Regions from separate parts of the Homo sapiens genome. Here region 2 is linked to region 1. A link is a contact called in ENCODE Hi-C or POLR2A ChIA-PET data. All regions are on one chromosome and are shown on one strand. Each heading gives the region's core, a stretch centred on a gene start or an enhancer-like site at or near the end of the contact. The rest is flanking DNA. Distances are from core to core; before and after follow the strand shown. Region 1 holds the start of OLAH (oleoyl-ACP hydrolase). Region 2 overlaps NMT2 (N-myristoyltransferase 2).

The links. Hi-C counts contacts between places; a loop is a spot of excess contacts on that map. ChIA-PET counts read pairs that join two places held with the same protein, here RNA polymerase II (POLR2A). Pooled maps may share reads with other maps.
Region 2: a pooled map shows a loop between it and region 1 (2.6-fold over the local background). The contact joins the enhancer-like site here to the promoter of OLAH in region 1. A Hi-C loop is called at or near these places in 2 of 50 pooled maps. POLR2A ChIA-PET finds 5 or more read pairs at or near these places in 2 of 52 experiments (HEK293 and endothelial cell of umbilical vein).

Annotation. Positions count from the first base shown.
Region 1 is chr10:15,041,559-15,047,398 of GRCh38, reverse strand. It overlaps OLAH (oleoyl-ACP hydrolase), which reads right to left and starts at 3,456. Exons shown (of 8, transcript NM_001039702.3): 1 at 3,413-3,456; 2 at 79-273. The coding sequence starts at 110. All of the region lies in intron 3 of ACBD7-DCLRE1CP1 (ACBD7-DCLRE1CP1 readthrough), which reads left to right. RefSeq lists enhancers at 1-353, 1,625-1,814.
Region 2 is chr10:15,120,662-15,126,590 of GRCh38, reverse strand. The region is part of intron 8 of NMT2 (N-myristoyltransferase 2); the gene reads left to right. Among named protein-coding and RNA genes, the nearest start is that of RPP38, 26 kb to the right of the region's middle. RefSeq lists enhancers at 2,490-2,629, 3,536-3,715. Within about 2 kb of position 2,735, at least 4 of the 41 ENCODE cell types and tissues checked have a DNase peak (open chromatin) inside an H3K27ac peak, as active enhancers do.

The sequences.
Region 1 (5,840 bases), core at 2,207-4,706:
AAAAGGGAGCCGTACAAAGGCAGGGTATCGGAGCCCCTGGGATGGAGGAAGAGCCTGGTGGCACAAGGGGTGGCCTGCCTGGTTCTCTTAGGTTGGTCTCCTCTCTCCATGCTGTGAGGTGAGGTTGCAAGATGGCTGGTCTCTGTGGCGTGTTGAGTGCTCAACAGAAGTCAGTTCCTCTTGAGACGAAGAACCTCTGCTCGGCCTTATGCACACAGAAGAGTGAGTAGATTTCTTTTTAAAGGCGCTGACTCTTATTGACCTCTCCAATCCCTGTTAAAAATAAAGAAGGTCAGAGGAAAAGGAAGGAGAAGACAGAGAAGAGAAAAAAATGACAGTGGTGATGACAAAGGAGAAGAAGAAATGGGTTAGAACCAACACAACTGATGTTATTCAGATAAGGAGTCACCACCCCCATCCCACCCCATTCATATCCAATTAGCAGTAAGTGCTTCCATTAACAGGACTGCTCACGTATATACAGACAGACAAAGATGCAACATTTCCAGACTCTAGCCATGAAACAAGCCTGCTCCTAAAAGAACAGAAAACATTCCATACATACTAGAAAATTAGGGTAAGGGTGAGGGATGTTTGTTTTGGCAACAGAGATGTCTTAGCTTTCTAAGTGTTTGTAAAGTTGTGCTCTTTTAAATCTCAAGAAAGTGGCTGGGCGTGGCGGCTCATCCCAGTACTTGAGGTCAGGAGTTCAAGACCAGCCTGGCCAACACGGTGAAACCCCCATCTCTACTAAAAATATAAAAATTAGCCGGATATGTGGCCCATGGCTGTAATCCCAGCTAGTTGGGAGGCTGAGGCAGGAGAATCGCTTGAACCCGGGAGATGAAGTCTGCAGTGAGCTGAGATCGCGCCACTGCACTCCAGCCTGGGTGACAGAGTGAGACTCCATCTCAAAAAGTAAAATAAAATAAATCTCAAGAAAGAGGGATTCTAAAAAAAGGCTTCACTGCTGTGCCAAACTTCCCATTTTGCAATCTTCAAGTATTCAGAAAAGAGAAGAAAAATAACTACTGAAAGAACTGTCATTTATTTATTTATTTATTTATTTATTTATATTTTTTTGAGACGGAGTCTCACTCTGTTGCCCAGGCTGGAGTGCAGTGGCTCAAGTTCAAATGATTGTCCTGCCTCAGCCTCCCAAGTAGCTGGGATTATAGGTGCCCACCACTGCGCCCAGATAACTTTTGTATTTTTAGTAAAGACAGGGTTTCGCCATGTTGCCCAGGCTGGTCTCAAACTCCTGACCTCAAGTGATCCACCCACGTCAGCCTCCCAAAGTGCTGGGATTATAGGCGTGAGCCACCACACCCGGCCAGATCTGACATTTATTTATTTATTCATTTCTTTGAGACTGAATCTCGCTCTATCGCCCAGGCTGGAGTGTGGTGGCACGACCTTGGCTCACTGCAACCTCTACCTCCCAGGTTCAGGCAATTCCTGTGCCTTAGCCTCCCAAGTAGCTGGAATTACAGGCACCCGCCACCAGGCTTGGCTAATTTTTGTATTTTTAGTAGAGACGGGGGTTTCACCATGTTGGCCAGGCTGGTCTTGAACTCCTGACCTCAAGTACAGATCTGTCATTTATAAAGGTCTTTATCTTCTGACTTCCTAGGAGCTCCTTGGATCCCAAGTATTCATTTTAAGGCCACGGTTAACTTGTCAAGCTCAGTTGTGACTTTCAACACAGTTCCAGGGAGCTCAGGTGAATCCCTCAGCTTAAAGCTTTTGTCATGCAGTGGAGGGCATTTTTAGGAACAGAAAGATGTGCCTAAATAGAGGAAGAAAGTTTACAGAGGGTGGGGAGCCCATCTGTTTGTTTCTTAGAGCCTTTTCTTAGTAATTCTGGGCCAGAGCCACCATCAACTCTCAGAAAAAAATCACCTGAATGACTCATGAGGATTTCTCTGACTTTACCTGGAAATAGTTCCTTCTTAGGTAATGATATGAAAGGCAGAAAAAGAGAGCAAGTTCTTCCAAGAAAAATAGGCAGTCAGAGCTGGGATACAAATTTTTTTGGTGTTGACAATTAAAAGTTGTTATGGAGCATTACAAAGTTTTCATAAAATTAGGTTGAATTACTCCAACTCCTTCTAATTGAAGTACATAAAAACCTTGTTTTGTATTATTTTTTGACTTAGCACGGTCTGTGATCAATCATACCTGGGAAGATTAAACATTTAACCACTGTCCAAGTTTACTCAAGAAATATTTTCCAAGTTGAGTAAAATGTCCTGGGTTTTGTTTTCAACACTGGAGGCATCCTCCGGTAAGAATAACAGTGACTCTCTCCTCAAGATGCTTTCATTTGATTGAAACCTCTAGATGCTTTCATTTGATTGAAGTACCAGACGAGAGAAGAGGGAGAGTGGGACAGAGACAATACTCCAGAGATAATGGCTTAGATTTTTGTGGAACTGATGCATAGTACTAGTCCAAAGATAAAACATGCCCAGCAAATGTCCAGCAGAATAGATTACAAAAAAAGCAATCTTTATAGAGATGCATTACAATGAAACTGCAAAACCAAGAAACACAGAAGAAAACTATTAAAAGGAGCCAGGAGGTGAGGAGAGGTGGGGATGGACTCACAGCAATGCAAAAACATGGAAGAGAATAGAATGATATCTTCAAGTACTAAGAGACAAGAACTGCCAAATTAGAATTCTATACCCAGTAAAAACAGCTTTTAGGAAACAGGGCAACATAAAGACATTTTCAGACAAGTAAAAACTAAGTTTGTCACCAGGAGACAATTTTTAAAGAAACGTTAAAGGATATACTTTGAGCAGAAAGTAAATGATCCCAGATGGAAGATAGGAGATGCAAGGAGGAATGAAAAAGACAGTAGTGAGCCGAGATTGCACCATTGTACTCCAGCCTGGGTGACAGGGAAAAACTCTATCTCAAAATTTAAAAAAAAAGAAAGAAAAAAATATATATATATAAAATTAAAATACAAGGCAAAAATAATGTCAAAGCCAGGCACAGGCAAACAAAGTTCCTTACATTATCTGTGAGGTTTTACTAAATTTAGACTGTATAAATATGCATGCCTTAATTTCTCAGGCTAGCCCTTAGAAGAATAGAAACAGACTGTAAATCATCCAAACTGGAAGAGAAAAATGTTTATTTAATCAAAAAGAGAACTGAGAAAAGGCAAGGGAAAGAAACATAGAACAGGTAAAACAAATAAAAATTGAATACAAGATGACAGATTAAGCCCCAGATACCAGTGATTATATTATATATAAACAGACTAAATTCTCTAGTTACAAAGCAATATTCGCAGATTAGATTAAAAGATAATCCAACTATAGGCTGTGCATATGAGACATATCTGAGAAGGTATTACTCTATGATTTTTAGATAATTTAAAATATAAGATACTCACTTGCCAGGCTTTGAGATGAACTCTGAGCAGACAATCTGAAAGATGACTTTCTTTGGATTGCCAAAGAAAGAGAGGACACAGGAAATGAGGTAATCTCAGAACATTATGAAAGAACAATGAAAACAACAAAGCAGGAAGAATGACATGGGCTGTGGCCCAGAGGAGACACAATGTACCATCTATTAGGAAAATAAAAGAAGTTAACTAAACTGGAAGGCAAGGCTGGTGCAGTGGCTCACACCAGTAATCCCAGCACTTTGGGAGGCTAAAGTGGGCGGATCACCTGAGGTCTAGAGTTTGAGATGGGCCTGGCCAACATGGTGAAACTCCACCTCTACTAAAAAATACAAAAAATTAGCTGGGCATGGTGGTAGGCACCTGCTACTGAGGAGGCTGAGGCAGGAGAATCACTTGAACCCAGGAGGCAGAGGTTGCAGTGAGCCTGAGATCACGCCACTGCACTCCAGGGCAACAAAAGCAAAACTCTGTCTGAAAAAAAAAAAAAAAAAGAAGAAGAGAATCCACTGGAAGGTGGAAAAAGGTGAATTGACTTTCAGAATTACTGACTAGACAGTAAAATCAAGTTAAGAGGCTGTTTTAGACATCTAGATGATAAAGAGTGATACCTGGCCTTATAATATTAGCAAACACATAACACTAAGGACCAAGCACCCTTCTAAGCTTTCAATACCTATTAAGACTTTTCGTGTTTTCAATCATGTAGGCATTATTCACAAGAATAATTAAGGTATTATGTCCCCTATTTTGAAGATTAAAAAAAGCTAAGGCACAGAGAGGTTAAGTAACTGACTAAAAGACACGTGGATGGCTGGACGCGGTGGCTCACACCTGTAATCCCAGCACTTTGGGAGGCCAAGGCGGGTGGATCACAAGGTCAGGAGACTGAGACCACCCTGGCTAACATGGTGAAACCCCATCTCTACTAAAAATACAAAAAATTAGCTGGGTGTGGTGGCGGGCGCCTGTAGTCCCAGCTACTCGGGAGGCTGAGCCAGGAGAATGGTGTGAACCCGGGAGGCGGAGCTTGCAGTGAGCGGAGATCACGCCACTGCACTCCAGCCTGGGCGACAGAGCGAGACTCCTCCATCTCAAAAAAAAAAAAAAAAAAAAAAAAAAGACACGTGGGTAGGAAACAGACCAGAGGGCAAATCCAAGTAGTCTGGTTCCAGAAACTATGCTTTTCACCCCTAATGCATTCTGCCTTTGTGCTAATGTGGAGGAGCTAAGGATGAAAAGAAGGCTTGGGTTCTTCAGCCACTTTGACCATGAAACCAGTAGGAATTGATAATTTCTTAGATATGGAGACTGTGGGAGAGGGAGGAAGCAAGTATGATGTCCAACTATTTTATAGCACAACAGAGTGACTGTAGTCAATAATAACTTAATTGTACATTCTAAAATGACTAGAAGAGTATAATTGGATTGTCTGTAACACAAAGGATAAATGTTTGAGAGGGTGGATACCCCATTCTCCGTGACATTACATTGCATGCCTGTATTAAAACATCTCATGGGCTGGGCACGCTGGCTCACACCTATAATCCTAGCACTTCAGGAGGCCAAGACAGGTGGATTGCCTGAGGTCAGGAGTTCCAGACCAGCCTGGCTAACATAGTGAAACCCTGTCTCTACTAAAAATACAAAAAATTAGCTGGGCGTGATGGCGGGTGCCTGTAATCCCAGCTACTTGGGAGGCTGAGGCAGGAGAATCGCTTGAACCGGGGAGGTGAAGGTTGCAGTGAGCCGAGATCACGTCATTGCACTCCAGCCTGGGCAAAAAGAGCAAAACTCTGTCTCAAAAGAAAAAAGAAAAATACCATGTGTATTTGTTGTATTTGTGCCTGGTACCATTCAGGGGTTGGGAGTTGTGCATACTCTCCTCAAACTCAATTACCGATGCACTGAAAGTCAGTGGTTTGCAGGTGAAGAGTGTAGGATAGAGTCCTGAGAATCACTAGCATTTAAACACCAAGCAGAAAAAGAGAAGCTGACAGAAAAGTTAGATGGAGATGCCAGGGAAATAGGAGGACAAAGACGTAACTGGGCCTCTCAGGAAGAGCCCAGAGGATGCCAACGGGTCAAAGGTGTGGGCCAGTTGCGGTAGCTCACACCTGGAATCCCAGCACTTTGGTAGGCCGAGGTGGGTTGGACCACCTGAGGTCAGGAGTTTGAGATCAGCCTGGCCAACATGGTGAAACCCCGTCTCTACTAAAAATACAGAAATCAGCCAGATGTCATGGTGCACGCCTGTAATCCCAGCTACACAGGAGGCTGAGGCAAGAGAATCACTTGAACCAAGGAGGTGGAGTTTGCAGTGAGCCGAGATCAAGCCACTGCACTCCAGCCTGGGCAACAGAGTGAAACTCCGTCCCAAAAGAAAAAAAAAATGGCTGGGTATGGTGGCTCA
Region 2 (5,929 bases), core at 1,486-3,985, 80 kb before region 1:
TCCATAGGGTAGCTCACAGCATGGCAGCTTATTCATCAAAGCCAGTGAGAGAGAGAGTCTATAGAGAGGATCTGCTGGCAAGATGGAAGTCAGAACCCTATGCAGGTGATTCATGAAAGTGACATCCAGTCGCCATTGCCATTTCTTTTTTTTTTTTTTTTTAAGATGGAGGCTCGCTCTGTTGTCCAGGCTGGAGTGCAATGGCACAATCTCAGCTCATTGCAATCTCCGCCTCCTGAGTTCAAGCAATTCTCCTGCCTCAGCCTCCCAAGTAGCTGGGATTACAGGTGTGCACCACCACGCCCAGCTAATTTTTGTATTTTTAGTAGAGATGGGGTTTCACCATATTAGTCAGGCTGGTCTCGAACTCCTGACCTCAGGTGATCCACCCGCCTCAGCCTCCCAAAGTGCTGGGATTACAGGTGTGAGCCACTGCGCCCAGCCGCCATTGCCATTTCTATTGGTTAGAACCAAATCACAGGTCCTGCCCACACGTAACAGGAGCAGATCACACCAGCTGTGAACCCCAGGAGGTGGGATCACTGGGGGCCATCTTAGAATCTGTGTGCCACTGATGGGATCTTTTGTTTGAAGTGTTGTGACGTGTGAATTGAAATAAAATCTTCGGCCAGGCGCGGTGGCTCACACCTGTAATCCCAGCACTTTGGGAGGCCAAGGCGGGCAGATCACAAGGTCAAGAGATCGAGGCCACCCTGGCCAACATGGTGAAACCCCATCTCTACTAAAAATTAAAAAATTAGCTGTGGATGGTGGCACATGGCTGTAGTCCCAGCTACTAGGGAGGCTGAGGCAGGAGAATCGCTTGAACCTAGGAGGCACAGGTTGCAGTGAGCTGAGATCACGCCATTGCACTCCAGCCTGGCCACAGAGCGAGACTCCATCTCATAAATAACTAAATAAATAACTAAATACATACGTACATACATACATACATACATACAAACTTCAAAAATGCCTCTTTTTTTCACTATGGGCAAATGCTGTTCCACTTTGGTCTCTCCAAATTTCAGTTTCTTGAACCTCAAGCAGCCTAGCTTATGTACAAGGAAAAGACACACTTACATGTAGGTTGCCTACAATGGAGTGAAGAATAAGGAGTTTTAGCACATACCATTGGTTTACTCACAATGATTTTCTTAAAGTGCTAAAGCTATTTTTGACTTGACTCCATTCATCAGCCTTAATATTTTTGTACAAGAGTCAATCTTCTCCTGGGTATAGGCGTGTATTATGAAACCAGACTGTGGCATCTTACTTCCAGTGAACCTGGGTTCCTGGTAGCAGTCCTGTTCCAGTCGTGCTGTGATAGTGACTGCCTTTCCCCCACCCATAAATTGAAGGTTATGAAGTGCTTTCAAATACATTATTCAATTTATTCTCACAGCAACCTTTTGAAGTTAGTACTTCTTATCCCCATTTTACAGATGAAGAAACTGAGGTATGTGACAGTTGGCACTTAGGCGAGGATGTGTTAATATCACCAAGTGGAGGGCTTGGGATGCAGGCCCCAGACCTCCATGTTTCCCTGTTAGCTCCCTCTGCCTCTGCCATCCCCTCTAACATTACCCACTATGGGGACACCATGGCTCAGCCCCACTGAATGTCTCACTGTGAGTACAGCATAAATCAAGGCAGAAAAGGACGATTGTCAAGATGCAAACAGTTCTCATTGGCTTGCCCCAGTCTCCTTTCCCCCTTTTAAGTCATAGGAAAGGAAAGGAAAATAAAGAGTAAATTAATAGAATAAAAGAGAGATTAAAGTACAGATATTATGAAATTGGAAGGTGCTGGCAGCAGTCCCTTGGGTGTCTGCCTCTTGAGTTAAACTGGACAGAACTGCATACACCGGATGCCCCTTCCTCTCCTATGGGCCCAGATGGGTGATACCACTGCTAGCAGTCAAGTTATTTAAGAACATTTTTGTACCATTCAGCGTAAAAGCAAACTTATGGAATACAGCTTTTGCTGTATAGATCAATCTCATTTTCTGCTTCATTGTTACTCTTTTTGCTTGTAGGAGTGCCAGCTTTCTGTCTTTTTCATGGACTTTTGAATATAGGAGCTAACATTTATTGTGGCCGGCGTTATGCTCGACATTTAACAGCCGTAGTCTCATTTACTAATCACAACAGCCACAGGAGGATGGGTCCTTATCCCCATAGCACAGAAGGGGCCATGAGAACACAGATTGACTTGCTCAGAGTCTGCTGGCCAGAAGCAGAGCTGTCGCAGGGCCTGCGCCATTCACAACTGTTACCTAAAATACTAAGGTTTCCCCAAGAAACACGCCTTACGATGCCTCCCTACCCTTTCAGTGTTTGGGGAGATTTTATTTTGTTTTGTTTTTTTGATCTGGTGTTGAGTATTTCCAAGTTCGATTTTGCGCATCTGTGTCAATGAGCTGAAAGGTAATTTGATGTTGATAAAAAGCAGAAGTCAGAGAATGATCCACTAAGGTCTTAGCACTGTGCTGCAAGGAGGGTGTGCTTGCTTAGACATGTCGAGGCATATAAGGTGTTCTATATTTAGTGGCATTAGATGGTTTTTTTAGTGGTTAGCATTCTGTTTGCTCCTTTTTGAATCATATAAATAACCATAATCATTGCTTACATCTCTTCTCTGGAATCTTGGCTCTCAAACGGTTTGTACCACAACTTGACAGATAACAACACTACTGTTTTTTAATAGAGCTCTGAGCTTCATTTCCTTATGTACTTATAAGCAGATTTTACACAGATTTCAATCTACGTAGAGGCCCATGAATCATGCATATTAGTTGGGCCATGGGAAAGGATATCTGATTCAGATACAGAGTTTGCTTATGAAACTGAGATTTTTCTTATTTACTGGAAATGATTCTCTGCATTTTATTGAACTCTCAGAAAACATGACCGCTTCACTATTCCATTATACGGAAGCTAGCCATTTTAATGTAAGCCCAATAGCCTTCCTGGTTCTTTCTGAGGACAATAGTTATAATTTGAGTGTTTGTTTTGCTTTTCAAAAGTTATTTCTTTTTTTTTTTTTTTTTTTTTTTTCTGTGAGACGAAGTCTCGCTTTGTCGCCAGGCTGGAGTGCAGTGATGCGATCTTGGCTCACTGCAACCCCCGCCTCCTGGATGCAAGCAATTCTCCTGCCTCAGCCTCCTGAGTAGCTGGGACTACAGCCACGTGCCACCACACCCAGCTAATTTTTGTATTTTAGTCCATGTTGGCCAGGATGGTCTCGATCTCTTGACCTTGTGATCCGCCTGCCTCAGCCTCCCAAAGTGCTGAGATTACAGGTGTGAGCCACCGTGCCTGGCAGTATTTCATTCTTACACAGATTATTTTAGCTATTAGTCAGCAAATGTAAATATTCTTACCCTGTTTTCTAGGACTTTCTGTTTTTTATAGCTGGTACATCCTGGTGTGCTCTTATGCTTTAATGCTTCTATAAAAATTTGTTCAAAATGCTTATAAGTTGCCAAACTTATGATACTTTTTACCTGAATTTAGGCAACATATTGCTTGTCTAAATTCTGCTACTTATTTTTCTAACCTTTAGAGACCTAAGATAGCAGTTCTCAAAGTGTGGCCCAGGGACCTCTGGAAGTCCCCCAAGATCTTTGAATCTATGCAGTCATTTTTTTTTTTTAACTATTTTCATAATAACACTAGTATGTAATTTTTTCACTTTCATTCTCGTCTGAGTATACTGTGAAGTCTTCCAGAGGCCATGTGGCATGTGTATTTCTGTAGTCTTTTGTTTAAAAATGTTCTCAGTTTTGATTTCTAATGCGATAAGTGTGGATATGCATAACCCACATAAGCAAAGCTCTTTGGAGGTACTCAATCATTATTAACAGCGTAGGCCAGGTGCAGTGGCCCATGCCTGTAATCCCAGCACTTTGGGAGACCGAGGTGGGCAGATCACAAGGTCAGGAGATCGAGACCATCCTGGCTAGTACGATAAAACTGCATCTCTACTAAAAATACAAAAAATTAGCTGGGCGTGGTGGCACGTGCTTGTAATCCTAGCTACTTGGGAAGCTGAGGCAGGATCAAATCACTTGAACCCGGGAAGCAGAGGTTGCAGTGAGCTGAGATCACACCACTGCACTCCAGCCTGGGCGACAGAGTAAGACTCCATCTCAAAAAAAAAAAAGAGTGTAAAAGGGTCCCAAGACCAAAATATTTGAGAACTGCTGCTTTAAGGCGATCTGCTGGGCAGTTCCTTTAGTGGTTTCACAGTTGGATATTCAATGAATGAGAATTGTGCTCCAGAAGAATGTTTTGCTCTAGAAGGAAGTTGGCAAATTTTTTTTTCATTTCTGAATGTTCTCTATTAACAGATATCATATATCCTGTGGCTTTCATTAATTCATCTAATTGCTTGATATTGTTGATTGTTACTGAACCAGTAACAAAAGAAAAAAAATTCTGATATTGAGAAAGGCTATTTGAAATTTATCAAGCTAAGTCTGCCTCATAGCAGAAACTAATTTTTTAAATGACTATGATATATATTTTATATGGTTTTGGTCTTCCCACTAGCATTTAGAAGTGCTTATTTATTTCCAGTGGAGATCTGGACATTTCTGACTCATTGGTTTTGAGAGGTACTAAAAGACTAAAGGTATGCATTGCCTGTTAAATGTGAAGGACTTAAATTCTCTAAATTTAGATTATTAAATGGCATTTTAGCTGAAGTGCTTTAGACATGACATCATCATAATAGAATGGCTTATAGTAAATATTCAGCTGAGGACTGTTGGTGTATAAATACAGAGCATGCACCTCCCATTCCCCTTTCCCCCAGCTAATCGATAATCAATCAGCACTGTGTGTCACTGAAGCTTAGAAACCCCAGCACAGCTAATAGTTGATGACAGCTGGCACTCAAGAGAAAACCTATTTTCCTTGGCCTAGTGTGGTGGCTCACACCTGTAATCCCAGCACTTTGGGAGGCCGAGGTGGGCAGATCACCTGAGGTCAGGCATTCGAGACCAGCCTGGCCAACGTGGTGAAACCCTGTCTCTACTAAAAACACAAAATTAGCCGGGCGTGGTGGCAGGTGCCTGTAATCCCAGTTACTCGGGAGCCTGAGGCAAGAGAATCGATTGAACCCAGGAGGCAGACGTTGCAGTGAACCGAGATCGCACCATTGCACTCCAGCCTGGGTGACAAGAGTGAGACTCCGTCTCAAAAAAAACACCTGTTTTCCCCCTTGGGCTTCCACCTGGGGGCATGCAGGAATTGTGATGACCTCATTCTACAGGAAGTTTTTCCTTTAACAATATTTCTTAAGAGTGGAACTGCTAGATTATATAAAATTTTTAAAAATAATCATTTAGGGCAGAAAAAGTAGAGTAGCAATATTTATATACAGATTATTCATCTCTTAAAATGTATCTAGTGTTTCTCCAAGGGGGGGAAAAATCAGGTTTACAGAAAAAAATAAACTGTATTTCTCAGTTTAAAATTGTCTGTTTGTTGGGCTTCCTGACTTTTAGTCTCAAGTCCCCTGGCCCCTGAACAGTTCTAGAGAGCAAAGTGATGTCAGGAGCTTTTACAAGGACAACAGCTGAACAAATTCAAATGGGGACCTGTCCTGACTTTTAGGTGTTTTATTCCTATGGCTTAATTTTTTAAATTCTAAAGCTCTGGAGTAGTGATAAGACACCTACCCTGATCACCTTTACCCAGAAGATGTGGCAGGAGAGGCCAGGCCGCGTCCCTGGCAGCCATTTGCCGTTAGACAAGATGGACACTTTCAGGCTGGTATGGCTGTAAACCCGTTTGCCTTTAGAAAATACTTGGCTATGAACAATGCTTGCCTTCCCATCCAGCCTGATATGATTCACTCCTATATCATTTTTGTTCAAGAGAACAAAATCACCACACGCTTTTAATGGGCTATTGCATAA